Linked DNA regions of Homo sapiens: region 2 is linked to region 1. A link is an interaction called in ENCODE POLR2A ChIA-PET data of the cell type or tissue named here. Cell type or tissue: PC-9. All regions are shown on one strand. Links, peaks and the distances in the headings refer to the core of each region. The heading gives the core; the rest is flanking DNA. Region 1 has its middle 9.2 kb from the start of LINC02525. Region 2 overlaps SLC22A23 (solute carrier family 22 member 23).

Region 1 (16,490 bases), core at 5,262-13,261:
GTTCAAAACTAGAATAAGTGATACAGCTAGTTACTACTACTTTGCTGACTTCTCATCCTAAATGTAGTACAGTCCAGACAGGATGGAATATGGTAAACTGCTACCTTTAAATTCAACGAGTTAAACAGATATTTCATAAAACAGGCTGGCGAATTCTATTTTTATCTTATGTTTTCTTGTTCTCACATTTTCAATGCTTAATTGTTTTTCTCATTCGAAAGAATGTTTTATCTGACAACCCATCCTGTGGCCAGAAGTGGGAGCATGTGCCATCTAGAGATTATACCGCAAAAATGGACAGCAAGTCTTCTAGATCCTGCATGGTCCTGCTTTTGTAGCCTTGAGAAAGTAATGCAACCAACCAAAACACATATGTGGCTACTTGCTCATAATTAGCATGAAAAAAATAGGTATTCTGTATTTTGATGCTCGTGAAAATATATTATGAATACATAACTCAAATAAATAAAGGCATAAAAATTAGATGATGATGTCTATTTCTCATCCTAGACTGTAAGACCCATAAGGGCAGGAACAGTGTCTTTATTTATATTTGCACCCCTGGTGCCTAGCCCCATAAATATTTGTTGAATAAATGAAAGTATAAATAAATTAGAAAATAGAAATGTGGGCTGGGTGTGATAGCTTAGGCCTGTAATCCCAGCACTTTGGGAGGCTGAGGCAGGCAGATCACCTGAGGTCGGGAGTTTGAGACCAGCCTGACCAACAGGGAGAAACCCCGTCTCTACTAAAAATACAAAATTAGCTGGGCGTGGTGGCACACACCTATAATCCTGGCTACTCGGGAGGCTGAGGTAGGAGTATCGCTTGAACCCAGGAGGTGGAGGTTGCGGTGAGCCGAGATTATGCCCCTGCACCCCAGCCTGGGCAACAAGAGTGAAACTCCATCTCAAAAAAAAAAGAAAAGAAAATAGAAACGTGATGATGGTTGAATTCCACAGTAGCCAAGGACCAAGGATTACACAAATCCACTATATATATATATATTTTTTTTAGCATTAGGTATATCTCCTAATGCTATCCCTCCCCCCTCCCCCGACCCCACAACAGTCCCCAGAGTGTGATGTTCCCCTTCCTGTGTCCATGTGTTCTCATTGTTCAATTCCCACCTATGAGAGAACATGTGGTGTTTGGTTTTTTGTCCTTGCGATAGTTTACTGAGAACGATGATTTCCAATTTCATCCATGTCCCTACAAAGGACATGAACTCATCATTTTTTATGGCTGCATAGTATTCCATGGTGTATATGTGCCACATTTTCTTAATCCAGTCTATCGTTGTTGGACATTTGGGTTGGTTCCAAGTCTTTGCTATTGTGAATAGTGCCGCAATAAACATACATGTGCATGTGTCTTTATAGCAGCATGATTTATAGTCCTTTGGGTATATACCCATCAATGGGATGGCTGGGTCAAATGGTATTTCTAGTTCTAGATCTCTGAGGAGTCGCCACACTGACTTCCACAATGGTTGGACTAGTTTACAGTCCCACCAACAGTGTAAAAGTGTTCCTATTTCTCCACATCCTCTCCAGCACCTGTTGTTTCCTGACTTTTTAATGATTGCCATTCTAACTGGTGTGAGATGGTATCTCATAGTGGTTTTGATTTGCATTTCTCTGATGACCAGTGATGGTGAGCATGTTTTCATGTGTTTTTTGGCTGCATAAATGTCTTCTTTTGAGAAGTGTCCGTTCATGTCCTTCGCCCACTTTTTGATGGGGTTGTTTGTTTCTTTCTTGTAAATTTGTTTGAGTTCATTGTAGATTCTGGATATTAGTGCTTTGTCAGATGAGTAGGTTGCGAAAATTTTCTCCCATTTTGTAGGTTGCCTGTTCACTCTGATGGTAGTTCCTTTTGCTGTGCAGAAGCTCTTTAGTTTAATTAGATCCCATTTGTCAATTTCGGCTTTTGTTGCCATTGCTTTTGGTGTTTTAGACATGAAGTCCTTGCCCATGCGTATGTCCTGAATGGTAATACCTAGGTTTTCTTCTAGGGTTTTTATGGTTTTAGGTCTAACGTTTAATTCTTTAATCCATCTTGAATTAATTTTTGTAGAAGGTGTAAGGAAGGGATCCAGTTTCAGCTTTCTACATATGGCTAGCCAGTTTTCCCAGCACCATTTATTAAATAGGGAATCCTTTCCCCATTGCTTATTTTTCTCAGGTTTGTCAAAGATCAGATAGTTGTAGATATGCGGCATTATTTCTGAGGGCTCTGTTCTGTTCCAACACCAAAAAAAGAGCCCGCATCGCCAAGTCAGTCCTAAGCCAAAAGAACAAAGCTGGAGGTATCATGCTACCTGACTTCAAACTATACTACAAGGCTACAGTAACCAAAACAGCATGGTACTGGTACCAAAATATTGTTATTTTTATAAATTATAATGTTTGTAGACTAAATATAGCAGACTGATGTTCAATGCTCGGGGGGAGATCCTTAGTTAATGATACAGCATTGTAAGTATGTAAAATATCTATGTAGTTGAGTGAGGACTAGGTGTTGATATAAAAAATGAAACTAACAGTTGTGTTAGAGTGGTGGGGTTTGATGTAGCTTTCTTTACCCTGTGTCCATTTTGGTTTTTAATGAAAGGAATTTATAAGTGGGTATTACCTCTGCTGGCCAGCAAACTGAGGCTGTCTTAATAAATAAAAGAAATAGCACAACATTAAGAATTATTGCTTCTGTTCACATGGTGTCTAGATTCAAAGAAGTATGTGTTGATTTTATCTCACCTTGGGAAGTAGAAGAGAAATGCTGGAAGTGACACTAGGATGCCACTGCACCTAGTGCCTTGGCTTTGTTTCCAGGAACCAGCCAACCACGTGAGCAGGAGGCTTGGGCAGGCCGATGCGCATATGAAAACGGAGTGTAACTTCCCTGATAGACTGTGTTACCATACAGGAAGGGAAGAAGGTCAACTGGAATTAAGGAATATGTCTCCTGGGTGGCCTATTCAGTGCTTGCCAATCTGTAAACTACTCACTTTGCAGGTGGAAGTGGCAGCACCGTGTCTGCACACATAGGTGGGTCTGCAGATTCAATAGTACTATATCCTAAACTACAAAAATTAATCACACTGGGTTCAAAATCACTATGGTGGATTTAAAAATAAATGCCCTCGATAATATAAATGATGCTCATCCTCACTGATAATTAAGAAATATAAATTAAAGGATAAGATATCATTTTTCATCAAGTTGGCAAAATTTTTTAATTTGATGACATCTATTGTTGGACAATATGAATGTTTAGTACATAAATACAGGTGTATAAAAAATTTTAAAGCTTTCCTAAAATTGACCTTAATTTCTAACTCAAGAGGCTTCTTCTGTTTGGCAGCAACAACTTCAACTTAGTCAATGTTGGTTAATCTTTATCAATCCAGGAGACCCTTAGTCAACTTCTCTGTCTATCTGAGGTTGACGTGAAGTTAGGGAAGGTGTGTGTGATGCCAGAGTAATGGCAGGGGAGGGAGGTTGCATTCCTTCTTCACTGCCATCAATCCGTGCTGGCCCCTGATGAGATGCCCACATTCCCCTAGAGTCTTCCATAATAAATTCCATGCTGACATACCCTGCTTTCTCCCATTGTCTAGATAATGAGGTATCTTTGGTTCTCCTGGCCTTCTCTCAGCTACCTCTGTGCTCTTCCAAGTGAAAATAGGGAAAACTCTTCAAATCTCTCCCACAATGTCCTGGAACCCAGTGAGGCTCCATGAGGCTGCCCTGGTACCTTTGAGCCTAAACATGTGTCTTGCTATTTCTACTCTACCGCTGGCACATCAAATTGGTGGGTGTCAATGTGGTTGGGTTTACCATTTCCCAGGATCCAAGATAGAAACCAGTATGCAGATTTCTGGCTTGTGAAGGTACTCCTAGTTTATCAGCTATGATGTGTTTGGCTGTAAGTAACAGAAAACCCAACTGAAAGTGACTTTAATAATAAGGGACTTGTGATCTCATACAACAAAAACATTATGGTGGTAGTTGTCAAAACATGGTCTAGTGATGCCTGGAAGTCCCTGAAACCCTTTCAAGGCACTACATGGTCAAAATCATCCATTCCATGTGCAAGTTGCAGATGAACTTTAATGTAACAGAGCAGAAGTCAGTGTTTATTTACAAAAAACTTTATTACCAAATGTGTTGTGAATAAAGTTTTATTGGCACACAGCTACACTCATTTGTTCATGCATTGTCTGTGGCTGCTTTTGTGCCACACCAGCAGAGTCCAGCAGTTGTGATAGAGACTGTATGGCCCACAAAGTGGAAAATATTTACTATCTGGCCCTTTCCAGAAAAAAAATTGCTGATCTCTGCCATAGTGTATAAATCATTTTTGGAGATAATTTCAGACTCCACATTGCAAATGACCTTTAAGGAGCTACCACTTGTTACATTCTTAGTGTAGTATCAACAAAGAATATCTACAATGACCTGGAAAGACATAAAAATACTGCTCATTTTGCTACGACATATCTGGGTGAAATTAGATTTTTTTTTTTTAATATACTTCAACCAAACCAACATACCAAAACAGATCGAATACAAGAACAGACATGAGGCTGGGCCCTGTGGCTCAGATCTGTGATTCCAGTGCTTTGGAAGGCTGAAGTGGGCGTTTGAAGCCAGGAGTTTGAAACCAGCCTTGTCCCCATCTTGACAAAGGAAAAAATAAAAATAAACAAGAGCAGACATGAGAATCCAGCTGTGTTGTATTAAGCCAGACATTAATGAGATTTGCAAAAATGTCAAACAATGCCACTTGTCGCTAAGTTATTTCTTGTTTTAGAAAGATACAATTTTTTCACAAAAATATATTTATTATTAAATTGGTTTATTTTTAATGGATTAATAAATATATATTTAAAATTTCTCTTGGTTTCAATTAATAACATAATAAATACTGATAGATATAACCCATATAAACAAAAGCTTCTTGGGGTCCTCAGTAATTTTAAGAGTGTAAAGGGGTCCTGAGACCAAACAGTTTGAGAATCGCTGGTGTAGACTTCATGCAGCTTCAGGGCTGGTTACCACACCATCTCACTGATGCTCCCCCGGACCCAGTTGTTTTGTATCTGTTTACTCTGCCATTCTCAGCATATGGACTTGCTCTCTTAGACAGCAGCACCCCCCCTACCCCACATGGTACCAAATGGACACACAGAAATGACAGAGAGAAAAAACTGCAGCAACAGTTCCTGGCATCGTAAGTTTCCAAAGGCAGAAAAGGCACTATTTCTTTTTGTCCTATTTGTCCAAAAAAGTGATTTTTCTTTCTTTCTTTTTTTTTTTTTTTGAGACGGAGTCTGGGTCTGTCGCCCAGGCTGGAGTGCAGTGGCGCGATCTCTGCTCACTGCAAGCTCCGCCTCCCAGGTTCACGCCATTCTCCTGCCTCAGCCTCCCGAGTAGCTGGGACTACGGGCGCCCGCCACCACGCCCGGCTAATTTTTTGTATTTTTAATAGAGACGGGGTTTCACCGTGTTAGCCAGGATGGTCTCGATCTCCTGACCTCGTGATCCGCCCGCCTCGGCCTCCCAAAGTGCTGGGTCTTTTTTGTTCTTTTCGAGATGGAGTTTTGCTCTTGTTGCTCAGGCTGGAGTGCAATGGTGTGATCTCGGCTCACTGCAACCTCCGCCTCCTGGGTTCAAGCGATTCTCCTGCCTGGGCCTCCCGAGTAACTGGGATTACAGGCACGCACCACCATGCCTGCTAATTTTTGTATTAGTAGAGATGGGGTTTCACCATGTTGGTTAGGCTGGTCTTAAACTCCTGACCTAGGTGATCCACCCACCTCAGCCTCCCAAAGTGTTGGATTACAGGCGTGAGCCACTGCGCCTGGCCCCACTGATTTTTCAAAAGCAAGGAAAACCTTTTCCAGAACCAGTGTGCTATTTATTTTTACAATAACCCCAAAAAAGGCCTTATTAAGAAGGGTGTATAGGAGTAACTGATACAGGCTGGGTGCGGCTCACACCTGTAATCCTGGTACTTTGAGAGGCTGAGGTGCATGGATTGGTTGAGCTCAGCCTGGGCAACATACTGAAACCCTGTCTCTACAAAAAATACAAAAATTAGGCATGCTAATGCATGCCTATAGTTCCAGCTACTTGGGAGTCTGATGTGGGAGAATTGCTTGAGCCTGGGAGGTTGAGACTGCAGTGAACTGTGATTGCACCACTGCACTCCAGCCTGGGTGACAGAGCAAGACCCTGTCTCAAAAAAGGAGGAGAAGGAGAAACCAGATCGACTATAAATGACTAGAGAACTGGACAAAATACATGAAACAACTGGTTTTGGTCTTCGGAAAATAGAAACATAATGACTGTAATCTCTGAAGAAGGGAAACAATGAGGTGAGCCTGCAATCACTCCACCATTCTGCCTGAGGAACTTTCTAAGCCATGTACAGAGAAAAGGAATCCAAGTGGAGCACAGCAGTCTTGTTGAGCTGAGGAGACAGAAACAGGTGTTTGAAGGCTGAGGGGGTTGAGTTTTTAGAGATATGCAAATAAATAGCTCCATAAATATGCATAGTACCCTTGAAGATTTTGGCTGAATGCTAGGTTGTGATGTCCAGGTGAGATTCTACAAGCTGTGCAAAGAACAACTACGAGGGAAAGAGCAGCTCCTGGGTAGTTGTAGCTTGCACAATGCTGCAGACATTTGAGCTCTGGCAGTTACGTGGGGCTATCTTAATGAACACCCAGGACATTCATTAGAAACCACAGAGAGATCAGCCCTCAAGAATGTAAGTAAAGTAGTGCTAGCATAGAGATGACGGTAGATCCACTCTAGCAGAGCTTAAAAATGAGCCACAGAAGGATCATACTGATAAAACTATGCGTGCAGTAAATTAACTGCCTGCAAGAACCAAGTTCAATGCTCGTTAAAAGAAGACAACAACATTCAGATGTTCAACAATGAAACATTCAAAACGTCCACCATTCAATCCAAAGATGCTAGACATGCCAAAAAGTAGGAAAATCTGACCCATAATCAGGAGAAAAATCAAGTCAGTAGAAAAACAACCAGAAATGATGGGGGAAAAATGTAATTATCAGACAAAAATTTTTAAACAGCTAACATAAATATACTAAAGAATTCAAAGTAAAACTTGAACACAATGAGGAGATAAATGGTAGACATAAAAATAATCAATATTATGGTATGTTAATTATATCTCAACTAAAAATAAAAAAGATGAAAATTCTAGAGCTGAGACCGGGCGCAGTGGCTCACACCTGTAATTATAGCACTTTGGGAGGCCCAGGCTGGTGGATCACTTGAGGTCAGGAGTTCAAGACCAGCCTGGCCAACATGGGGAAACCCCATCTCTACTAAAAATACAAAAATTAGCCAGGCGTGGTGGCACACGCCTGTAATCCCAGCTACTCAGGAGGCTGAGGCAGAAGAATCACTTGAACTCAGGAGGTGAAGGTTGCAGTGAGCCGAGATTATGCTACTGTACTCCAGCCTGGGCAACAGAGTGAGTGAGACTCCATCTTAAAAAAAAAAAAAAAAAAAAAAAAAAAATTCTAGAGCTGAAAACACAATATCTGAAATGAAAATTTTGCTAGATGGTCCTAACAGAGTACTGGACACTGGAGAAAAGTGAAGTTAAAGACATGAAAATATAAATGATCAAATTGAAAGACAGAAAGAGGAAAGAGACTTTTAAAAATGAACATACTTTCAGTTCTCTATGAGACAATCTCAACCATACATATAATTAGAATCCCAAGAGAGAGAGGCAGAAAATGTATGAAAAAACTGTGGCTAAAATTTTTTCCAGTTTTGATGATAAATATCAATTCATAGGTCCAAAAATCTCAACAAAGCCTAGCAGGATAGACAGAAAACAACAGCAACAAACTACATCAAGGCAACATACTCATAGCCATATTGATGAAAACTAGTGGTAAAATCAGGCTATGAATGTCTGCTGAATTCTTACCACAGACCCGGCAAACAAGGGGGCAATGAATCAACATCTAGAAATGCTGAAATCAAGCCCACCTAAAAGTCTCAATCCAGTCACAATGGTCTTCAAAAAGGAAGGTGAAATAGACGTTTGAAGATAATCATGACTTAATTTATCGCCAGCAGATCTTACTACAATAAATGTTAAAGGAACTTCTTCAGGCTAAAGAAAAATGAAACCAGAGTAAAACTCAGATCTACACAAAATAGCAAAGATCACTGGAAATGGTAAATATGTGGGTAGATTTTAAAGTGAGCGTGAGGAGAAAAGGGAGTAAAATATACATCTTCAGGCACACCCACCCTCCAAATAGGGTCTAGATCAAATTTGAAGAGCCTAGCTGACACCTCAGCAACTCCAGACTTGCCACCGTGGCTGGCGGTGCTAACATAACTTCCAAGGCTGGAGTCGAGGCTGGCAAGCCCTCCAGGGACCCAGAGATTACCAAAGATGCAGTCGTAGTTCCTAGGCCCTGGAGTCTCTGGATAACGTCTGGACTACAGGCTGCACTGTCTTCTCCATGGTCTGCCTGACAATGGCTTGACCTTGACTCTGGCTCTTATTTCTTTTCTTTCTTTCTTTTTTTTTTTTTTTCTTTTCTGAGATGGAGTGTTGCTCTTGTTCCCCAGGCTGGAGTGTAGTGTTGCGATCTTGGCTCACCACAACCTCCGCCTCCCAGGTTCAAGTGATTCTCCTGCCTCAGCCTCCTGAGTAGCTGGGATTACAGGCATGTGCCACCATGCCTGGCTAATTTTGTATTTTTAGTAGCCCAAAGTGCTGGGATTACAGGCATGAGCCACCGTGCCCGGCCTTTTTTTTTGATGGAGCCTTGCTCTTGTTGCCCAGTTAGAGTGCAATGGTGGGATTTTGGCTTGCTGCAACCTCTGCCTCCTGGGTTCAAGCAATTCTCCTGCCTCAGCCTTCCAAATAGCTGGGATTACAGGCACCTGCTACCAAGCCCAGCTAATTTTTGTGTTTTTAGTAGGGAAGGGGTTTCACCATGTTGGCCAGGGTGGTCTCGAACTCCTGACCTCAGGTGATCCACCTGCCTTGGCCTCCCAAAGTGCTGGGATTACAGGCGTGAGCCACCATGACCCGCCTCTGGCTCTTATTTTAATCAGATTTGGGAGTCCACAAATCCATTCCTGCCCTGTCCCCTAACTTAGAGGCTAGTCCAGAGGTTCTTGCTTGGTGACATATAGAGGAAGGAGAGAAGCACCAGCCAGTCTTCCCATACTGCCAGTGTTTAGGCCCTATGGGGATTACAACATTGTGTTCAATTCTTTCCTTAGGCAGCTTTCACTCCACATTGCGTCATGTCTGCTATGCACACTATGAGCTTCAGACTATTGGGTTTCACTTTTTTCCTTAAGTTGGCCACCGTGGGAGTCTTAAGAAAATGTGTTGTGTTAATGAAGCATATGCTGAATGTGCTAGCCCAGCGCAGCCACCACGATGATTCACACATGACCTAGAAAACTGATTGAACCAGTTAGTCTCCCTGATTTCAGTTCCTGGCCCTTCTTGTCTGTCCTTCCCATCATCACCAGATTTTCCTTTGCAAGCCATCACTCTATGTTATAGACTGAATGTTGTATCCCCCCGAAATACATATGTTTAAATCCTAACCTCCAAAGTGATAGTCTTAGGAGATAGGGTCTTTGGAAGGTGATTAGATCATGGGGGTGGAACCCTCATAAATGGGATTAGTGTCTTTATAAAACAGAAACCTGGGAACTCTCTTTTCCGGGTCTTTCTACCATGTGAGGACACAAGGAGAAGGTGGCCATCTGCAACCTAGAAGAGCGCCCTCACCAGGACCCGACCATGCTGGCACCCTGATCTCAGACTTCCAGCCTCCAGAACCATAAGAAGTGAATTTCTGTTGTTTATAAGTCACTCAGCCTAGGGTATTTTGTTATAGCAGCCTGAATGGACTAAAATACTCTAATGCCATGTTAGCACCCTCTTCAAAATCAGAACTGCCTTCTAATGTGCCATTGGCTTTACCCAGATAGAGTGACTGCCAACGTGTTTGTAATGGGGGCCAAGGGTCGGGGGAACAAGGCAAAGAGCTCAGGAGCCAAAGAGATGACAGGCCAGTGGATGAGGCAGATGTCAAATATGCCTGGAGATGCTGAAGGACACACGTCTCTCCACTGTTGCCAGTGGGATTAAAAGATCATTCTTCCTTTCAGGCATTTGAATTACAAAAGCAATGCAATACCAAAACATCAAAAGTAGGTTTAATAGTCTCCCTTCCCTGCCCCTCTCGACACCAGAACACACTGCACATATTTCTTCTTGATCATGACCCTGGAGAGATGGTTTCATGGAAGTTTATATGTTTGCACTTCAAAGTCGATGACTTCAAGTCTTCATTATGTTACAATTTTGCTGGTTCCATTTTATAACCTAGAGAAATGTCTTAGGAGCCAGGCATGGTGGCTCACACCTGTAATCCCAACACTGGGAGGGCAAGGTGGGAGGATTGCTTGAGCCCAGGAATTCAAGACCAGCCTGGGAAACATAGGGAGACCCTGTCTCTACAATTTTTTTTTTAAATTAGCTAGGTGTGGTGGTGCATACCTGTAGTCCCAGCTACTTGGGAGGCTGAGACAGGAGGAGGATCACTTGAGCCCAGGAGATTGAGGCTGCAGTGAACTGTGATGGCACCACGGCACTCCAGCCTGGATGACAGAGTGAGACCCTTACTCTTAAATAAAATTAAAAAAAGAAAAATGTCTTTGTTTAGTGTTGCTGTGTGTGTGCTTGGGTGCGTGTGTGTGTGTGTGTGTGTGTATGTGTGTGATTTGTAACAGAGGTTGGGATTTCAAGAGAAGAACAAAAAAGTCAAATATTTTCTCAAACTCTTCTCTCATAAAAGAAAGAAGGTTTGGCTGGGCACAGTGGCTCATGCCTGTAATCCTAGCACTTTGGGAGGCCAAGATGGGTGGATCACCTGGGGTCAGGAGTTCAAGACCAGCCTGGCCAATGTGGTGAAATCCCATCTCTACTAAAAATGCAAAATTTAGCTGGGCGTGGTGGCACATGCTACTAGCTACTTGGGAGGCTGAGGCAGGAGAATCACTTGAACCCGGGAGGTGGAGGTTGCAGTGAGCTGAGATCACAACACTGCACTCCAGCCTGGGCGACAGAGCAAGACTCTGTGTCAAAGAAAAGAAAGATTTTTAGCAATTCAGTGACACGAAAGTGAAATGGTTGCAACAGCTGCCAAATTAGGGAAGATTAGCCCTTCCAAACATTAGGCGAAGCAAGATGGGACTCGTTTTAGAAGCTGCAAAGAGTTTGGATTCCCTTTTCATCTCATTATATCCACAGTTGAGAGAATTTCAGGGTGGGAGTGTATCTAAGGTTCCCCAGCACACTGCATTTCTAAGGGTACCGTGGTTCTCGGGAGACATCAGTGACCCTTCCTCCTGTCCTTCTCTTGCTTCCTTGGTATTCTCCTCACCCTTTCCTGATGGGCTGTTACTGATTCTGTCTCCATAGCTGAGCTGTAAAACATTGCATACCACGGATGACGCACATTTGCCCTGGATCCTTTTCCATCCCTCAGCAATCTGTGACCCAGCCCTTTGCCAGCTGCTTGGGAGCCAACACTAATGACTGGAAGCAGGTCGGGGCCATGAACCTCTGAGACGGGAAAACTTGCAGGCAAGAAGGAATTCCTACCAGGCAGCATAGCGCTTAGACCGAAATGCAGCTCCGCCAAAACTGGCTGATGGGGAAATGACTGAGACATTTCTCTATGTCTGAGAAACTTAAAGTTTTGTGGAGAAAGGAACTGACAGAATTTCTATGTAAAGTTGTCAGAACCAAGGGGGCTTAGGAAATCCACCTCGGTTCCGAGAAGACTCCCTGAACGGCGTGGTGGGGAGCTTTATCTTGAAAAGGATGAGTGATGGATGAGGTGGCAAGGGCAGGCTCGGAAGAGTGAGGTAGAGAGAGAGAGAGAGAGAGAGAGAGAGCAGGAGCCCAAGCTTGGGGGCTGGTCAGCAGGGAGCAGGGGAAGCTTTCAGGTACTGGGTAGGGCTAGAGGTAGGGTGACTGTCAATCAGGGTAGAAGTCTGCTTTCAGAGGGTATTCAGCATTGTATTAGGACACTTGCACTTTATACTTCAGGGAAATGAGAGTTTAAGAAGTGAAATAACAGGATCAGGTTTTCAATTCTGATAATCACCCTGGCTGCAGTACAAAGCATAGATTGGAATCTCTCTTCTTAGTGTAGTATCTGTCAATGGTGGGTGCTCAGTAAATATCTGTTGAACAAATGGTCAGTGAAGAAAGGAAAGGGAAAAAGATCCCTTTTAATAGGCTTAATGGGCCTGCAGCGAAAAGTGTCACCTATGAAACTCTCCAGACAGGTGGGGTGGGGGAATTTGACACAGATGCTGCTGCCCTGCTGCAGCTTTGTTTCATTCTGTTTTTAATTTACCGGGGCTGCAAGGGAAAGGGCGACTTCTGGGATCTCTGGAGCTAGGATGAGTCAAAGGCCTGCTGACGACATGCTAGAGCTCTGCTCCTCGCAGCACGATCAGGCAGCAGCGGCATCAGCTGGGAACTTGGTGGAAATGTAGAATCTCTGGCCCCGCCCTAGACCAACTAAGCCAGAATCTGCATTTAACTAGATCCCCAGGTGATGAGTAGGCACTTGAGGGTTAGAGGAGCCGGGTGTAGACTCAGAAGCTCCGCCCTGCAGATGAATCATCAGGAGAACCCGGAAGAAGTAGGAAGAGTGGGAGACCTGAGAAATCCGTATTTTCCCAGTCTCCTCTGCTTGAGACTGCAAGTGGGGCCACACTAATAGAAACCTATGGTTTTCTCCAAAAGCCCCAGCAATTTCATATGATTCAACCTAGTACTTTGGAGAGTCCCCAGAGTGTGACTCATGACTCCCCCTCACTCAGTTACCACATGGAATTCCCACTTTCCTGCTCTCTGACCTGGGCACCAGCCACGGCTCCCAAGGGTGCTTGCTTTACGGGGCACTCTGTCTAAGAGGTGAGAATTCTTCTGCACTGCCTTGAATGGCTTCAGCAATGACAACGATGATAACCAACAATGTCAAGAACTGCTATACACCAGGCACTGTTCTAGGTACTCTTTTGGATTTAACCTTATGAATCATAATGATCGTTACTATTTCACAGATGAAATTTCTATTTCACAGATAAAGAAACTAAAGCCCAGAGAGGTTAAGGAGCTTGCCAAGTCACAGGGCATGTGAGTGGAGTGACGCCTGCTTATCATTTGGGCCCCGGGGGCAGAGCTGCTTGATGCTCCAAGAATCACACAGAACCTTTAGCAAACGAGCTCTTTTTGTTTATTGCTGGGAGCATGAGCTATAAGCTAAAGAAACCACTCAGAGGAACTAGAGACTTATGAGTGGTTCTAAGATAAGTTAATGAGGTTAGGGCTGTGCTGCTGGGGGTGCATGTGTTCCCAGGAGCTGATGTGGCCCACTGAGTCCCTATAACCTCCAGCATAATCAGGCTCAGGCTGTAGCCCCTGCTGCTGGGGCAGACAGAGGAGTTCAGTGAAGGCTGGAACTGTCACAGGCAAGCAGCTCTGCCCGAGGAAACCTGAGCAGGATCAGGAGAAGCGGGATGAGGCCAGTGAGGAGCCCCAGACCAGGGCCACAGAGACCCCCAGGATCTACTGAAGGTGATGGAACACCCCAAAGACAATGCTGAATGTCTACATGAGGAAGTGTCTCCATCACCGGTGGCCCAGAGATAACTGAGGGAGCAATACAGGACCCGAAGGCCGAGGTCCATCCTTGGGCTATGTCCAGGAATGAGAGAAAGGAGGAGGCCCATGCCCAGAAGCGCCTTCACCCCAGGTCCGCTGTGGTCTCACGACTGAGACCCCCTGCTTGCACCCAACCCAGACAGTGCTGAGGAAGGGAAGAGGAAGCAGGAGGGGAAGCCTGTGACAGGACCAGCTGTGCCAGTCTGTAGGAGGCTGAGCTAGGATAAGAATCCTGTGGCTTGGAAGTCCTTTGCTTCCAGGATTTAGAATCTCTCAATTCTTCCAGGGCTGTTCTAACCTTACTTCTTTAAATTTATTAATTTTTTTTTTAAACAGGGTCTCACTTTTTCACCCAGGCTGAAGTGCAGTAGTACTATGCAATCTCAGCTCACTGCAACCTCCCTCTCCCAGGTTCAAGTGATTCTCGTGCCTCAGCCTCCCGAGTAGTTGGAACTACAGGCGTGCTCCACCAGGCCCGGCTAATTTTTGTATTTTTTGGTAGAGATGGGGTTTTGCCATGTTGGCCAGACTGGTCTTGAACTTCTGACCTCAAGTGATCTGCCCGCCTCAGCCTCCCAAAGTGCTGGGATTTCAGTGTGAGCCACTGGGCCCGGCCTCTAACCTCATCTTATGGGACTGTCTTACATCCTTACTTGGATGAAGAATGGAGGTGTCAGTGAACCCCTAGAGGCCAGAAGTAGGGCTGACCCTGCAGTGAGTTTCCTCAGGGCCTAGGCATGAGCCAAGGAAGCTGGCGTAGTGATGAGAGGGCACTCAGAGGGCAGGGCTGAGAGGCTGCTGGGAACCTGCTCATCCCTTCTCTCCTGGACTCTCCATCCTCCTCCTCCTGCTCCCTCAGTCACCACCCTCAGGCTGTGCTTCTCCTTAACAGGATCCTCCTCTGCGTGGTCATTAGTGGGACTGCCCTAGGGGAAGGCCTTCTTTAGGTCACACCCCTCTTTCTCCCACCTCCTGGTCTCGGGGTCACTTTGGAGCCTGTGGTCCTGGAGGAAGCTGTAGCAGCAGGGACTGAGGAAAGACTGCAAGTTCCAAAGATAACTGCATCTTCTATGGCTTTTTAAAATTTCCAGCTGAACCCTGGAATAATTGAATACAGGGTTCAACACTTAAAAAACAAAAACTGTTCTGATGACTAGAAGCAGGACAGAAGCACTGGTGGCCTCTAAAGGGGGTCTGCCCCCAGAGACGGCTGTGGGTGAAGCCAGGCGGATGGCAGCCTGCCCTCTTTCCTGCCAGCACACACATCAACCGCTTGGCTTTTTATGAGAAAATCCAAACAAAGGGGCATGATTGTGTGAGATGCCAGTCTGTGTGCCAGCCTGCGAGCCTGCCCAGGGGATGGGATGGCCAAAGACTGGGGCTGGACGTCACAGGTCAAGAATGCAGAAAGGCTCCTGGCAGCCTCCTCTTTCAGCAGAGGAATGGAAAGCTCTAATCTGGTGTCTCCTGTGGGAGGAAGAGCTAGGGATCAACACCAGGCAACAGCCATACTGTCTTCCTCCCAGAGAGAGACCTGTCAACATTGCTAGGGGAAGAGGAAAACAAACAAACAAGAAAGGAGGCCAGGCTAATGATGACAGAGAGAAGCATGAGCTCCATGAAGGAGACAGCCCTCATTATCCAGCTGCATTTTCAGTAATAACACATCTTGGCTGTTTCAAGAACCATGGTTTGAGTCCATCCACCTACAAGAACCCGGATTCTTATTAATATGTGAATTCCATTAGACTTGCTAGTTTAGGGGATGTCCATGTTGCTTCCTGTATGAAAGTGACCCTGATTTCCAGCCAACATGAGTGAGTTTTCTGTGCACAGTGCGTGCGCAGGCTGCCTGTGCTTACCTGAGCTTCTGTCTCTCTCCCCCGCTGGCTTGGAACCCCTGGAGGCTGGAGCGTGTTTATCCACATTCGTATCCTTAGCACTGTGTCAGGCACATAGTAGGTACTCAGCAGATATTTGTTGAAGCAAAAGGATGATGAGATAGAAACATGACAGTAGGAACTATGAGACTCAGGAGACTTTAGAAATGACCCAATTTCGGGATAGGTGGAAGACAGCAGACATTGGACATCAGGCAATGAATGACAGTGACTCCAGAGAAAAGGGAAACAAATGAGGTAGCCATATAATTTCCCCAGTTTACTATCTGGAGGTATTTTCCATGCTGCAGTGCAGGGAGGGAGAAACCCAGACAGAGTTTGGTGGTCTCATTGAGTTGAAAATACAGAAATCAGAATTCAAAGTCCAAGTTAGAATTCTGAGAACTCGAGTTAGCTAGAAACACAGAGCAGAATACAGAAGTGGAAGAAACTTCACAGAGAGAGCTTGGAGGTCAGCAGAGAGGTCCTCTTGGGTCTTCAGCTGACAACTGATATGCAGAGGCAAGATAAGAAACTGTGAGAATAGGGGAAGAGCAGCTGGAAAGCAGTAGACCAAACAATTCCCACTGCTCACACAGGCCAGAATGGAAACACCTCATCATGTATGGGGCATTTCCTTAATAAGGGGCGTAAATGGCCAGGTGCGGTGGCTCACGCCCGTAATCCCAGCACTTTGGGAGGCCGAGGTGGGTGGATCACGAGGTCAAGAGTTCGAGACCAGCCTGACCAACATGGTGAAACCCTGTCTCTACTAAAAATACAAAAATTAGCAGGGCAAGGTGGCGCATGCCTGTAATCCCA
Region 2 (16,490 bases), core at 5,391-13,390, 160 kb after region 1:
GGGAGGAGAGTTTTCAGAGAGGCAACCAGCTCTTGCAAAGGCGGCCAGTGCAGAAGAGGCTAGACAGGTTAGGTTCTCAGTATCAAAGTCCCCAGGATGGAGAGAAATTGGAACCTTTAAACACTGTTGGTAGGGATGCAAAAATGGTGCAGCCATTATGGAAAACAGTATGGCAGTTCCTCAAAAAACTAAAACTAGAACTGCCATATGATCCAGTGATTCTACTTCCAGGTACTTATCCAAAAGAATTGAAATTAGGATCTCAAAGCACTTGACGTGAGCGCTCCCACGTTCACTGCAGTGTTATCCACAACAGCCAAGATATGGAAACAACGCAGAGGTCCACTGATAGGTGAAGGGACACACGAAACACAGTGAAAAATACAATAGAATATGATTCCGCTTAAGAACGAATGAAATTCTGACACGTACGACACGTGGATGAACTTGGAGGAATTATGTTAAGTGAAATAAGCCAGTCACAGAAGGACAAATACTACATGATTCCACTTACATGAGGCATGTAAAAATAGGCAAATTCAGAAAATCAAAGAGTGGGCTGATGGTTGCCGGGGGTAGAGGGAGGGAGACATGGGGAGTTGCTCGTCAACTAGCATCAGCTTTCAGGCAGGCGAGATGAATAAGCTCTGGAACTCTGCTGCACACATTGTGTCTATAGTTCACGATACTGTGCTGTACACTGAAAAAACCTGTTAAGAGGGTGGGTCTCATGTTAGATGTTCTTACCACAAATAAAATTAAAAAATAAAATAAAAAAGGCCCCAGGAGAGTTTCTGTTTCATCAACCCAAGGAAAACACCGGAAGGAGTCACAGCTCCAGTGAGGAAGAAGTGAGAAGGGATCTGCCATCGGGGGCTGGAGGGATGGTGGGAACCTTTGCCATTTCAAAGGGAAGCCCTGGCTCCCCTCGGGCACAGCATCCTGGGTGGGGTCTGCACCCCGAGCTGCCACCCATTGCATTTCCATGTCAGCGCCATGTCAGGTGCGCTGTGCCGATGTCTAATCAAGTCTCAGTCATTCAGGATGAAGAGAGAATAGGGAATTCAAAATACATAACTGCAAAAATGAAAGCTCCTTTATTAATTTAGTGCAATACAGAGACGTCCCAGAACAACACGGGCTGCATCCAGAATCACAGATCATTTCAACTAAGAAAAAGATGGGCACCGAGAAGGAGAGCGAGGAACATGCCAGCTGAGACTCATTTCATTCTAGGACAGTACTAGAATGAGCATCTCACTGGGAATTCACCGCCCTCAGGCAGATAACAGATGCTGCTAAGCTATGCTAGCTGGTGTTGCCACGTTTATTCTTCATCACTGAGTGGTTCTCCTTAGGTCACACATATAACTATCCATCTGAGTGCAAGTTTAAAACAAAACAAAAACTGAAGAGGACATACAGATGGCCAAGAAGCACATGGAAAGATGCTCAACGTCACTGTCATCGGGGAAATGTACATCACAGCGACAATGTGGTAGCCCTTCACATCCATCAGGATGGTAGCTGCTGTCAAACAAACAGGAAATAACAAGTGCTGACAAGAATGTGGGGAAACTGGAACCCTGGTGCACCAGTACATTCCTGGTGGGAATGTACAACGGTGCAGCCAACTGGAGAAAACAATATCCCTGTTCTTCATAGAATTAAACAGAGGATTACCATCTGACTCAGCAATGCCACTTTTGGGTATAACCCCCCAAAAGTGAAAGCAAGGACCTGAAATGATATTTGCACACCTATGTTCACGGCAGCATATTCACAACAGCCAAAAGGTGGGAGCAACGCAGGTGTCCATCAACAGATGAATGGATAAGAAAATGTGATCCATCCAGAGGATGAAATATAACTCAGCCTTAAAAAGGGAGGCCATATCCAACATATGCTATAGTATAAAGGAAGCATTTTTTCTTTTTTTCTTATTTTCACTTATTTTTGTCCTTAGAGGTCCTTGTTCTGAGGGAATCCTGAAGACATTATGCTAAGTGAAGTAAGCCAGTCACAAAAGGACAAATATTGCATGATCCACTTAAATAGGTTCTTAGGTAGGCAAATTCATAGAAACAGAAAGTAGAAGGGTGGCTGCTCGGGACTAAGGGATGGGAATGGGGAGTGTTTATTGGGGACAGAGTTTGTTTGGGAAGATGAAAAGACCTCTAGAGATGAAGGGTGGTGATGGCTGTGTAAAAATGTGAATTACTTAATGCCACTGAATGGTACAATTAAAAGTAGTTAAAATGGTAATTTTTATGCTATGTTTATTTTACCATGATAAAACAAACACCCCCCTCCAAATAAAACAACAACAAAAAAGGCAAGTCCGTAGTATTGGCCTTTGAGAGCTCTGACCTCAGCTGTGCCCCGCCCACCCATCCACCCAAGGATCCTTAAACTCAGGAGGATCAGAAAGGCTCAATCACCAGGAGGTGAGGTGAGTCACAGAGCTCACTGCATTGCCATTCTTGGGGGCATTTGTCTCATCTGCCTTAAAATACAGAACTGCATTCTCATAGTCGGGTTTCAGGCAACGGCTCAACCGTGGAGGGAGGTCACTTTGGGGCCTTTGCACACATCCGAGTCAACCTCAACAGTCTTAGTCCACACATCTCTGTATTTCCGGTCACTTATTGCTATGCTGACTGCTCATCTAAGCCCCAGATACTGTCCCAGTTATTTAGGAGACAAAGAGGCCCTCAAGCTGGCCTGAGCCCCCAAGGGGTCCTCAGTGATGTCGACACGACAGGTGTGCAGGCACCCCCATGCAGACGGGCCCCTCTGATGGAGACCTGCGTTCGGCCAGGCAGGCCCACAGCTGGCGTGGTCATCCAGGGCGGGAACGGGATTGGACGAAGCCTTCCCTCGGGCAAAGATGCTGGGGTGGGGAACAGGTGCAGCAGGAACAGAAGGTCAGAGCGTGGTACTGGGGTGACGAGAGGCGCTAGCGAACATCAGCAGCTGCGGGGAGCTCGAGGCAGCAGGGATGTCCAGGCCACAGAAGGTGTCCCACATTTTATATTCCTGTTGTTTGTATATTTTCTATTTCTACCCACCCCCCCCATTTTATGCCTGACCCCAAGTTAAACTGCTTAAGGACTTAAGACCCCAACCAGCTGTGACTTAGATCAGGGTTTCTCCCCCAAAGGAGCCTGCAGCAGTGTCACACAGAACACACCCCCTCAACTGTCTTTCTACTGAAAAAAAAGAGAGGGAAACGTGCTTCAATAAGAGGGACACAGGGACCCCCAAGCCCTGCCCTTTAGAGAAGCTTAAAGACTCCTACATCATTCTTTTTTTTTTTTTTTTTAAGGAATTGGGTCCCTTCCATCTGTGGCCATGACCGTTCATCCCACAGCCTGTCCTCCTCTCTTGAGAGCTGTCCTGGCTCAGGCTGTGGCTGGATTCTCAAGCAGCATCATGTGGCCAGGTTAGGAGCAGGATGTCACAGAGAGAGGGGTCCAAAGTTCAGCTGCTGGGAAAGGCCACAAAGACTGGGGTCCCAGGAGAACGGCGACCTGCCTATCAGTTCTATCTCTAAAACTCTGGGGTTCGACTCTCCAGACTTAGCTTCTGTTCCCAGCTTTACAGAGGACAAGGGGCTGGGCCCATGAGTCTCTCTGCATCAGCAACACCTCACTCTCAGTTGAATTCAGACTCGAAAGCCCAGTCTCAACACAGCAAGCCCCATGGGATCCAAGAAATACTGCTCCATGCGTCTGTTACCCAGTTGTCTTTTTGCTGAATCACATTGTGGGGGCAAGAAGAAACATGAGGCCATCTCAACAGATCGCAAAGGCCTCCACGGCTGGGACACCTGTCAAGCGGGAAACACGTGCCGGTTCTCACGCTACGACCTAGGGAGATGAAGACATGGTCCCTACCCCGAGGGATTTACAATCAGGCATGGAAAATACTCCAAATCCAACACCACACTGCCACATGCTGATGGTCATGCCAGAGTGCACACAAGGACTGTAGAAACATGGAGGAAACCTATCAGATCATTCTATACACCTTCCCTTCAGATTCATGTGCTTGTCAGCAAATTAAAGGCTCTGTGAGGTCCTCTAGGGAAAAATAAATTTTTTTTTTAAGCAAACTTTAAAAAAATTAGCGGCCAGGTGTGGTGGCTCACGCCTGTAATCCTAGGACTTTGAGAGGCCGAGGTGGGTGGATTGCCTGAGCTCAGGAGTTCGAGACCAGCCTGGGCAACATGGTGAAACCCCGTCTCTACTAAAATACAAAAAATTAGCTGGGCGTGGTAGCATGCGCCTGTAGTCCCAGCTACTCGGGAGCTGAGGCTGGAGAATCGCTTGAATCCGGGAGGCAGAAGTTGCAGTGAGCCGAGATCACACCACTGCACTCCAGGCTGGGCGACAGAGCGAGATTCCGTCTCACAAAAAAAAAAAATAAAATAAAAAATAAAAAATAAAAATTAGCATGCATTTTCATCAGGGATTGAAACACCCACCAAGGATACTGTTTCCTGAACCAAACAGTTGTTAACCAGGCAAAGGCCATGACCTTTCTGAGATCTCTTCATGGCCCTGGGCTCCATGGGATTGAGATTAATGAGCACAGCAAAGCCCCCCATCCCATCTCCTTAGCAAGGTAACAAAGGAATGGAACTCTGGGGCCAGGCAGAACCCCCAAGATGCCATCTACAAATCTGGCCTCTCCGTCTCTCCACTACACAGAGTGAGGATGGGAGAACCAGAGCCCAGCTCTCTCCATGGAGAAAGGCTGCAGGTCCCAGAAGCAGGTAGACCTCCAGGACCCAGGAGAGGAAGCATGAATGAAATGCAGACATTAAGGACCATCGAATAAAGATTTTGAGGGCAAGGGGAATGGGGTGGTGGGACAGGGGAATGTCCTGTGCCAGCTTTTGCCATGACCACCTCTTTGTTTCCATGTGCGCGTGAATGAAATATTAAATAGGCTTGGCCAATTAACAACCTTTAAACTCTGGACTGCTCAGAGCCCAAGGAAGAGAGTTTTGATCTGCATTCCCACTTGACCTGCTCAGCACTCGGTGGGACATCCCGCAGCCCACTGCCTGCAACTTCTGATGAGCATCAGAAATGGGCTCTCCGCTCAGCTGGGACATGAGGCATAGCACACTCAGGCAGGGGCATGTTTTTTGTGACTTATATCTTTGCCATTTTAAATTAACACAAAATACAAAAGCAGTTGGGTCTCCCCTCTACCAAAGTCAGTTTTCTTTTCCTGCAGCCCTGGCTGGCCCATCCTCACCAGGCGCAGCAGCAATGGGTGAGCTCCGGCAGCACAGCACATGTGTCACAGCAGGATTGAATGGTCAGCAATTGTCTGTAGGGCTCTGTCCCAGGGGCCAGGCCACCGCCAGAACAGGACCTAAGACAGGGCCCAGGCTTCCTCCTCGGGGGACTGTGACACCCCAGGACACAGGCTGAGGAGAGGCTGTGAGGGAGAAGGGGAGGGGATGGAAAAGAATGAGCAGGAATATGAGTCATGGTTTTGTCCCCGCCCATGGCCTGCTGCTCACCTTGATGTGACAGGCTGCTGCCTGCGGCTGGCCCTGGGCCCAGTGTGGGCACCTGGCAGTCACGCCCAAACTAGGATGTGGCACCTTCAGCACTAAGGTGCCTGCTTGCAATTCTCCAGAGGACAATGCCACCCCAAAAAGGGAAAAGCACAGCGTTCCAGCCTGGTCCTTCCTGGCTTCAACCGCTGCCACGTTCTGGAGAGAAAAAGGGGTATTTTTCTGGGGTGGTGGTGGGAGCTGCCTCCTTGGCCTCTGCTCAGCCATCTACTACATGGTTACTCCAGTGCCCCTGCCCCCATCCTGGTCCTCTCTTGGGCACTAGCTCTACATTCCAAAAGGAGACAGGACATGGGGCAGAGCCAGGGACTGGCTGACCCTCACAGGCATGAGTTTCCTCTGGGCATGGCAAAGGCATGAAGGACATTCGGGTGTAGTTGGGTGGGCCCCAAACGGTACTGACTTTATCTGACCTGGCCCATGGGCCCACACAACAGAAGGCTCTGGCATGGTCTGACATTTGTGCATCTCACCCAATAGAGCTTTTGCCTTCCCTCTCTCCTGGGGCACTTTCACGAACCTCTTTGGGATGAGTCAAAGGTAATAGAAAGCTCATTATCTGCACACAAATATGCAATATTGTATTGCTTGGAAATGAACACTAACTGTCCTTATGGTGCCACCAAACACTTGTACGGGGTTTCATGGCTTCTAAAACCTCTCCATGCAGGTGAGTGCATTCGATTTTCACGGCAACTAGGTAAGATGTAATAGGCACAATTCCCATGTTACACTTCAAGGAACCAACATCAGCTCTCTACAGTAAATTACTCAAAGTTACAGAGCTAAGAAGGTCTCAACTGTAGGACCTGAACCTTGGTTTTCTGACTCTAGGACAAAGATTTTTTATATTTGTTCCCTCCTTAAAAAAAAATTCATTCCCTTCTTTAAAAAAAAGTGAGGTCACACCATGTGATGAGGTCACACCTGGCCCAGATGCCCTGCTCACACCATGTGATGAGGTCACACAGGAGGCATCTAAATTCAACACAGAGGTGAGGGAGGGCATTGGGAAGTGATCCTATTGCTGTGTTTCCAGGGTCAGCGAGAGGTCTCACGCGTGCAGGGCACAGCTGGAGGGAGCAGTTCGCTCCCAGCTGAGGCAGCCACACAGGAGCAGGAGGCACCTGACAGGAGAAGCGCAGCATGGAGAGTGGCAGGAGATGAGCTACTGTTGTCCACCATCCGGGACGTGCAGGTTAAGACTTGGAATCTGGCCTGGGGACAGTCAGAGCAGCTGAGTGGACATGAAGCTGAAGAGTGAGGCATAGGTTTGGGTTTGGAAAGCTCACTCTGGCGGTGTGGTGGAGAGGGGGTAGGGGGACGGCAAAAAAGTGCAGAGGTCCCTGGAATGATCTGAGCCCCAGGGAGCCAAGGGGACATTAAAGGGCCGAGGGAATGAGGCACAGGTGTCTGCTGTATAGTTTATTAACCAATAAACTGCCCTATGGCTGGGCGCAGTGGCTCACGCCTGTAATCCCAACACTTTGGGAGGCCAAGGCAGGCAGATTACCTGAGGTCAGGAGTTGGAGATCAATCTGGTCAACATGGTGAAACCCCGTCTCTACTAAAAATACAAAAAAATTTAGCTGGGCATGGTGGCACGCACCTGTAGTCCCAGCTACCAGGGAGGCTGAGACAGGAGAATCACTTGAACCCGGGAGGTGGAGGTTGCAGTGAGCCAAGATCACGCCACTGCACTCCAGCCTGGGTGACAGAGCGAGATCCTGTCTCGAAAAAACAAACAAACAAACAAAATAAACCGCCCTAGCTCCAGACGGACATGACCTCTGTTCTTTGTTTAATTTGGGGAAACACAGGAGTAGACTACAGTGAAGCTGCTTTGACACAGAACAGAATTTCCTAAAATACTGGCTTGTAGATGCGGTTCAGGCAGGCACTTGGTCTGGCTGAGCCTGAGTGAGTGAGTGCTACCATTTAGGTGCTGGAGATGGAGCAGTGGGCGGACCTGATGCCCTTGCGTAGCACAGTCTCTATTTCATAGTGTTTCTGGCAAAGAGCTAACACTAAAGAAAGCAAATTAGACCTATAACTCTGGAAATGATCCTCTTGGATTTTCCAGGAGAATCCTACTAAAAAATATTTTTTTCTGTTGTTCCTATAGACAAGGGCTGAACCATATGTTCAGTCTTTTCTCCTAAAAATTTTAAAACATTTAAAAAACAGTCATCATGCCCTTAATGCATGCATCCTTAACCTTAAGTCTACTGGAAACAGCAGCAGCAGAAGGAAAAAGGAAAGCAGAAAACTTTATCTTCTGGCCGACATACTTTGCTAACCAAAGACTTGTTAGTTTCTTGTCTGTTCTTCACTTAATTTCTCTCTGGCTCCTTTAATTTGCCACAGTGATGATGCTGCATCGGAGTGTGCATGTCATCATGCACCAGCAGAAGACACAGTGGAAGGTCCATGGGTGTCAGCATCAGAAAGAGAAGGGTATGGCTGGGCGCGGTGGCTCACGCCTGTAATCCCAGCACTTTGGGAGGCCAAGGCAGGTGGATTACAAGGTCAGGAGATCGAGACCACCCTGGCTAACATGGTGAAACCCTGTCTCTACTAAAAATACAAAAAAAATTTAGCTGGGCATGGTGGCATGCACCTGTAGTCCCAGCTACTAGGAAGGCTGAGGCAGGAGAATTGCTTGAACCCGGGAGGTGGAAGTTGCAGTGAGCCGAGATCACACCACTGCACTCCAGCCTGGGTGACAGAGCAAGACTCTGTCTCAAAAAAAAAAAAAAAAAAAAAAAAAGAAAGAAAGAAAGAAAGAGAAGGGTATGAGGTATGATGTCACTACGTTAGGGCTGTGTAGTCTTGGTCCACCTTGTGAGCCATGGTATTCTCCTCTGTTAAATGGTGTTAATTATTTAACTCGCTGTGTTGTGGGGAGATGGGTTAATACAAGCTCAGTCCCTAGCACAGTTCCTGACTCAACAAATCACTTCTTCCTTTATTAGTATTATTACTACCAGTAGTATATGCAAACTAACTTTTCCTGAGTTATTGCTATTCAAGCTATCTCATGTGGACAATACTTCTATGCGATCTATGTAATTGCTGAAGTTCACAAAACTTCACAGACCACTCTCATAAGCTAAACATCAGTCCAAAATATCAGCCTCAGAGAGCGACTTAAAGCACAGAGCTTAATAATTCACCTCCCGACCTCATCCCCAGCAGAAGCCACCATGAACCTTGGACAGGCAGGATCCTAGCAATGGTGGGTAAGACCTAGTTCAAGCAAGTGACCTCTGTCTCCTACCCCATCCTCCACTCAAAATGAAAACTTAGTTGATATTTGTCAGTGTTACTCAACTCCCCTGGCAGAAATCATTTTCCTCCAGAAGGAAGGACAGGGGGGATTAACACCAGGTCTTAGGCAGTGAGCAGATGAACAAGAACTTACTTATATGCAAACATGGCAATCAATCATTGCAAGCACCCCACCAACTCCTGACGAGATGCCTTCTGTCTCCACTAAACATCTGCTAGCAAACCTTTAGAGGGAAGTGTGTGTGTATTTTAAAGGAAATGCGAAATGCTCTTTTCCCTGGAGCTTTCTGCTTCCCTGAGGTTATAACTGCATTAGTGGCAAGAGCATCAGTCTCATGGCCCAGAGAAGGTCAAAGTACATTTCCAAAACAGTCCAGAAATCAAATTTTTGAGGCAGGATAAAGGGTCAGTCTGGTTCAGTTAGTTGGGTATTCAAAGCCTATTCTTTGGCCATCATTGAAAACATCTCTGTCTTTTTGCTTGTGATTAACTGTGTAATGGGAAATGTCTATTCCAATATGCCATCATCTTGGGCGTTAGCAAGCTGGCTGTGACGGCACCTACAGGGTTGTTCTCCCATTGCCTTAGGAACAGGCTTCTGCAGTACCTGTATCTCATTCCTTGGCAGCCTGGTCGTGACTGAGATGCATCTGGGTCTCAGAGAGTGCATAGCAGGGGCCAGGCAGCTACTCTATGACTTTACAGTCCGGAGAGGAAAACACTCATGTTCCCATCACAGATGAGGAGCCTGAGGGACGTAAGTTAGGTTGCCCAAAGTCACACAGCTCATAGTGGTGGTAGAAGGGCTTACAGTGAATTCTAGGTGAGGTTTTCCAGTGGCTTCTATGTGGAAGAACTCCTAACTATTTGTTAGCACTTAAAGACTAGTCACATGAAATAAAAGAGGAACCAGCCTCCATCAATGCACCCAGTGACCCCAACTGGGACTCAAATCAGTAATAACATTTCCTTCTGCTTAGTACAGGGAAAAACCCCGACACTGGACTCTGTGCTTTTCTCACTGGGTCAAGTCTCATTTTCCTGAACACTGAGTCCTCTCTGCTGTCTCAGCCTCATTCAGAAATGTCCATCTCTCTGCGTCTTCACCAGCGGACCGAGAGACCCAGCACCCATCACTGGACTTGAGCAAGGTCAAGGTGACTGAAGGCAGAGAGCAAAGGAGGGTGGCCTTGGGCTGGGAAGTCACAACCACTCACTTCCCACCCTTTTGGACAAATGCTGCTTTCTGGAAACAGAAGGTTTATTTGAATCCTTGGTCCTACATGACAAAGGGCTTGATGGCATCTGCATCTTGGGGATACGTTCCCCTCTCCAGCCCCTCACACCCTGCTCTTCCACATGGTCCCAGTGCTGGCAAGGATGTAGGCCAGGCTTCCCCGCGAGGCCCTTGCACCCCATGCTCAACCCGAGCTGCTCCTTGGCCATGTAATTTTCAACCTGGGATCCATGAATGTGTTCAGGGATACGGGAGGCCTCTGTAACTTTATGTGAAACTCTATGCATGTGTGCATGTGTGTGTAAGAGATATGCGCTTTTCCAGGGGAAGGACCCGTAGCTGCCATCAAATTCTGGAAGGGGGTCTCTGACCCAAAAATATTCATAAGATTCAGAAGTACTGCCTTAGAAGGGGCTTTCGCTTCTGTCAAATTGGCCACATTTCAACATAAAGTGGGTCAGAGTGATGAAAAACTGAAAAAGTTAAGGATGGGCAATTTAATTTGTAAGATTTCAGGGAAATTAAAACAAATCCTCCAATGCAATAAGTTATGCACACACACACACAAATCCAATAGAATGGGGAATCATTAGCTGTGAAAGGGATGGGGGTGGGCAAGAACAGTATGAGTGAGGAAAGACAGCCAAGATTAGTAGAGATGCCAAACAGGAGAGGAAGTCCAATCAGGCCAGGCAGCGGCGTCCTCTTTCCAAGATGTGAGTTGCCAGGAAGGTGGGTTCGTTATGCAGCTTGTTTAGGCTGTGCACCAGTTCCTATTTTTACTTAAACCTATAAAAATGACTATATGGCAAGGAAGAACCCGCTGACACACCAGAATTGCTCAGAGTGATGAGCTAATTAAAATTCAATGGTCTTTCCCAGAGATGGCTCTATTTTTAACCTAATTCTGACTGTCACTATTGTGTGAGGTTTACTTTTTTTTTTTTTATGAAAATACTTTTTCCCTTCTTAATATTCTCATGAATAATTTAGCCCAGCTGATAATTCCTCTAGTCTTCTTCTAGCATTTCGTCTAAAGATGTGGTGACATTCCTGGGCAGAAGGGAACTGGTAAAAACCATGTGAATTCTTGTCCCCTGCTCGCCCAGTTAAATCTAAAGGGTTAAAAAAAATGGTGGCACAAAAAGGACTACAGCCTGAGCATTCTAAAGGTCACTCTAAAGGTCACCATCACCTCCTTATAATTTTTCTCCAACCCTTCAAGGTAGTAGTATCCACATCCACAAATGTTTTCTAAAAGTCCATGGATAACTGATTAGAAGTAATGGAATAGGCCGGGCACGGTGGCTCACACCTGTAATCCCAGCACTTCGGGAGGCCAAGGCGGGTGGATCACCTGAACTGAAGAGTTCGAGACCAGCCTGGCCAACATGGTGAAACCCCATCTCTACTAAAAATACAAAAATTAGCCGGGCGTGGTGGCGTGCACCTGTAATCCCAGCTACTTAGGAGGCTGAGGCAGGAGAATGGCTTCAATCTGGGAGGTGGAGGTTGCAGTGAGCCAAGATTGTGCCACTGCATGCCAGCCTGGGTGACAGAGTGAGACTCCATCTCAAAAAAAAAAAAAGTAATGGAATAAACAAATGTTTAGGTTCTTATTTATAGGGACCCTGGACTAGTCCATACAAGCATTTTAACCCAAAAACTGTTGAAATGCTTCATGCTTAGAATGTGTGTGCACACGCACATGTAAACATGGCTTCAGTTTTAGAAATGGTTTTCAATGAATCTCAAGCACGACTATTTTTTCTTGTGAAAATTTCCCTTACATTTAGGTATATCTCCACATTCAAGAGAAAAAATAATAAACAAAAACTCAGTATGCTGTAACCACAATTAAGATTTGTTGAGCATCACCCTTCTCTTTTTGGAGGAAGCGGCAAATTATAAGAAAATAGATCCAATTTTATCAGGATGACTATAAGAAAATCGGCTACAATAGACTTTGCTGAATTTCACTTTTTGGAATATACATTTCCATTAAAAAATTCCTGGTTGGGAATTTTTTTTCCCTAAATTTATTTTTTCCTTGGATTTTCTTTCAAAAAACAAAAAGAGGTTAGCCATACGTAGGAAGGCAAAAACCCTTTTAAGAATTATGCTTCTGTGGGAAATGACTGAAAGGGAAATTATTTAACAGTACAACTAAAATGCTTAAAACAAGCTTCAGAGAGCCTTGACTGTGGGTCTTTGAGGAATTGCGAGGCTCACCGGGGCAGTGGGGGTGCATGTGCCTTCCAACGGCAGGTGGCCCATGCCTGGCTCTCACTTTGTACGAAGCTTTCTCTGCACAGGTGTCGAAAGCAAGGCTCACTCGCACTGGAGACGAAGCCTCCAGGTGTGCTGCAACCTTGCAACCACAGATACACACACAGCCCTTGAGGCGGTGGCCAGGTGGCCTGCGGGGCAGCTCATGCCCAGCCCCTTCAGCATGCAGTGGTGGGAGCTCCTGGCTCCCCTCAGTGCCTCTCACCTGACTCAGGTCTGTGTGCCCAAGGCCAGCTCAAACTCCAAGTTGAGCAAGTCCTCACGATGACCTTCAGTGTGCCTACACCTGCTTCCCTTGCAAACATTTAATGCAGAGAAAACGTCAATTGTGGTTTGGCTTCAATAACTTGATTGATCTCTTAAAACCAATAGGACTTTCAAAGCCAGGACATCACGACTCACTTCTCTGCAGACCTGCAGCAGGGACTATTAAGTGTTCAATTTCCTGAAAACAGCTCCTACCTGAGATTTATTTACCACTCAGCTGCTCCCAGCAACGTGGCCTTGTTCTTTAGAATCACTTTATTTTACTTAATCTCCAAGAGATACCACAACACGAAAATGAACTTACTTGAAAAAGAGTCTTGGAGAGCCTCTGCACCTCACTTTCCTCTCCTCGAGCTGACGAGGATGTTATTTTGATGTTTATCTGGTGCCATGGTAACTTTCATGACTTGAGATTTACTTTTCAGACTTAGAGTGATTATGGAAAGTCATTTTAGCAAATAATTATTGAGTGCCTACCAAGTGTGGAAGATAAGATAAATAAGACGTTGCTTTCCTCAAATGGGCACAAGTCAGAGTGCCAAGGGCTAGGCTAGAAATCTGCAAACTTTTCCAGAAAGAAAGCCAAATGGCAAATATTTTAGGTGCTGCAGGCCACATGGCATCTGCTGCTAGAGAACAAAAGTCACCATAGAAAATATAAGTGAAGGGTTGCCAGGGCTGTGATCTAATAAAACTTTATTTGTGGACATTGAAATGGAAATTTCCTAAATTTTCATGTGTCACAAAACATTGAGCTTTTGATTTTTTTTCTCAACTGTTTAAAAATGTAAAAACCATTCATAGCTTGCAGGCGGCTATGAAAACAGGCAGCTGGCTTTGGCCAGTAGGCGGGGGCTTAGACTCCTGGATGGACCCTCAGGCCTGCCCCTTACCAGCTCTATGGGTGGAGGGGAATTGCCTGAACTTCCTGAACCTCAGTTTTCTCATTTGTAAAATGGGGATAAAAATCTTTGTCTTGTGGGTTCTAAGAATTAGATACTGAAACACAGAAAACACCAAATGAATGTTAGCTAATCTCCTTCCTTGATGATGATAACCACATTGATAAAGCAGTAACAACTAACCCTCCTGAACATTTATTTCCTGCCAGGCACTGTGTTAAGTGCTACCTACTTTTTACAGTATATTATCTAACCTAAGATGCCATCGATTTTAAGATGCACCATTATTGAATGTACCACCAAGAAAGAAAAAGCTGCGAGTTAACCTCTGACACAGCATCGATTGTAAGATCCTGATTCACAAATGCTCAAGAGTATGTGTGTTTTGGAGGATGCATCTTAGAATCAATACAATATGGTATCTTCTTTAATCCCACGACCATCCCAGGAGGTATGTACTCTCATCATCCCTAATTTACAGATGAGGAAACTGAGGAACAGTTCCTAGCCCATGCTTAAACAGCTAGAAGCATCCGTGCTGAGGCCATGAACCTGGGCAACCTAGTCCAGGATCTGAGCTCTGCCTCGAGGGCACAGACTCCTGTGATGAGGCTGGACCACTTGGGACTCTGAATATGCAAGGGAAGGGCAAGGAAGTCTGAAGCAGGGTAAACACCATCGGGCCAGTAAATCTTGTCCATCTAGTGTTTCAAAGTAGGGTATGAATGCAGTAACAGGTAACAGGGATTTGAAAATGTGGAATAAAAGTGGCAAGATGCACGAAGGTCTAAGCCTGCAGGCTCCTCCTGCTGGCTGTGCTGGGAAGGGGGGATGGGCGTGGCTGCTGACAGCACGTAAGGTGGACAGAGCAGGGCATGAGGAGAAGTCCAGGGAGATCTTTCTTACACTTGAGCTTTACTGTCTTGTGTGGAAGGAACACATGTGGGCTGTGGAGTTCAGGGGCCAGACACCAGCCTGGAGCTCTGTCGTGTACTGGTGGCGTGGCCTGAGGAAACCGTGGCTTCCCCCCATGTCTCATGCACAGGGCCCTCAGCATGGACTGCAGCCTCCCAGCTCAGCTGGGAGCAGCAGGTGAGACCATGAGCATCCCAGGGAGCTGGAGCACAGCCGGGGCGTTAGATATGGAGCCTCAGGGTGCGCAAGTCCTAGGACAATCTAGGCCAACATTCTCTTCCAAATTCTGACTTGTTTTTATTTCACAATGTCGATCTCAAATCTCTTTCTCTTCATTATATTTCATCGCCAAACATTTATGAAATACTTAAAATACACTAAGTGAGAGTCAGGATTCTTCCGTAAAACTCCAATTAGCCAAAAGCTTGCCCAGTCCGTGCCTTCAGCCTATGTTATCATGCAGGAAAGAATTAACCCATGAGTTCTGAGGCTGCTCTGCTTAGGAAGGCCTGCCTGCGAGGCTGGTTCTTGGCTGGCATCTGGGAAGTTGGATTCCGAAGGGTTAACACTGTCCCCTAACTGATCTTCCCTAAGATGTCTCACAAACAATGTGGATTGTGCCAAGCAAGTGCTTTCCTTCTGGGAGTCTGGGATGTTGGCATGCACCAGGCAGCCTGTGCCTGTGTGACCAGTCCCACAAAACCCCCCGGGCACTAAGTCTCTAGTGCGATTCCCTGGTAGACAACCCTGGACATGTGTTGTCACAATCCCATGTGGGGGAAGTCAGCACATCCTGTGTGACTCCGCTGGGAGAAGACTCTTAGAAGCTTGTGTCTGGTTTCCTCTGGACTTTGCCCCATCTGCTTTTCCCCTTTGCTGATTTTGCTCTGTGTCCTTTTGCTGTAATAAATCATAGCCACATGTACAACTATATGCTGAGTGCTGTGGTTCCCAGTTATTCAGCCAACCTGGGGGTGGTCTTGGGGACCCCTGACACAGCCATCCTCAGCCAATTCATTTTAGAATACTGTTCTTCTGGAGCAGTGCTTTGTGAGGCATAGGAAGGCCTGGGGGAGAGGTGGAGGGCTCTGACTATACCCACCCTAAATCAAAAGAAGAAGCTGGGAAGAAAAAGAGAAGAAGAAGAAAAAAAAGAAAGAAGAAGAAGAAAGGAAGAAGAAAAGGAAGAGGAGGAGGAGGAAGAAGAGGAGGAAGCAGCAGCAACAGCAGGTCACCTATTGTTCCATTCAGTGTTGACCAGGCACCAATTACACACTCAGGGGACAGTGACACTGTGATCGCTGCCCTTCAGAAACTTACGGTCCAGTAAAGGAGGCAGCAATGGAGATGATGATGATGGCAGTAACAGTGAACAGTGGACACTCATCTGGTGCCCACTACGTGCCAGGCACTGTCCTAAGCACTTTGACGTTAACTCCAGCAATCCTCACGGCAACCTTGGGAGGCAGGTACTTTTGTTATCTCCATCTTTACAGATGAGGAAGCTGAGCACAAAAAGGTTAAGTATCTGCCCAAGGTCACAAGGCTAGTTATCAGCAACACATCCTCTGATTTCAAAACCTCACTACTTAACCATTATATCATACTACCTCTCTCTGGACATAGAGAGAGGTCTGCACTAGCATAAACACAGGCCCAACTTTACCTACATCTTTTTCTTTTGTTAAATATCATTTATGACATCCTCTCCAGCAGCAGAATGATTTGTGTGCAAGTCAGAATGCCTATGCTGGGCTCTCAGCTATATGTCCAGGCTCAAGCCTGGTATATCTTTGGGTTCCCTCCCTGGCACCATGCACATGGTGAGCGGTCGGACGCCAGCTGGGTGGATGAGAATAACCACTGGGGACTGGGAGGCCTGTGATGACAGGCAGAAGGAAACACATGGAGGATGGATCCTGAAGGTAAATCCTGGAGAGTCAGAAAGGAAAACTAGCAATCTACCTGACAGTAACAACATGAGCAAAGT

What was found. ChIA-PET counts read pairs that join two places held together with the same protein. Peaks named below come from ENCODE experiments on the same cell type or tissue, not always from the same donor. Only the 100,000 strongest peaks of a DNase experiment are listed, where the experiment ranks them.
Region 2: POLR2A ChIA-PET joins it to region 1 with 6 read pairs; 3 of 35 experiments call an interaction of 5 or more read pairs at or near these places.

The regions. Positions count from the first base shown.
Region 1 is chr6:3,196,705-3,213,194 of GRCh38, forward strand. No RefSeq gene overlaps it. Among named protein-coding and RNA genes, the nearest start is that of LINC02525, 9.2 kb to the left of the region's middle. RefSeq lists enhancers at 12,344-13,543, 12,491-12,785, 12,786-12,875. In PC-9, for the core only: no CTCF peak of the experiment used is centred there; DNase peaks (open chromatin) are centred at 9,397 and 12,627; H3K4me3 peaks cover 293 bases; H3K27ac peaks cover 4,001 bases.
Region 2 is chr6:3,357,989-3,374,478 of GRCh38, forward strand. All of the region lies in intron 3 of SLC22A23 (solute carrier family 22 member 23), which reads right to left. Among named protein-coding and RNA genes, the nearest start is that of SLC22A23, 91 kb to the right of the region's middle. RefSeq lists enhancers at 6,276-6,776, 6,777-7,277, 12,511-13,031, 12,567-12,861 and a silencer at 12,567-12,861. In PC-9, for the core only: no CTCF peak of the experiment used is centred there; a DNase peak (open chromatin) is centred at 5,553; H3K4me3 peaks cover 285 bases; H3K27ac peaks cover 1,203 bases.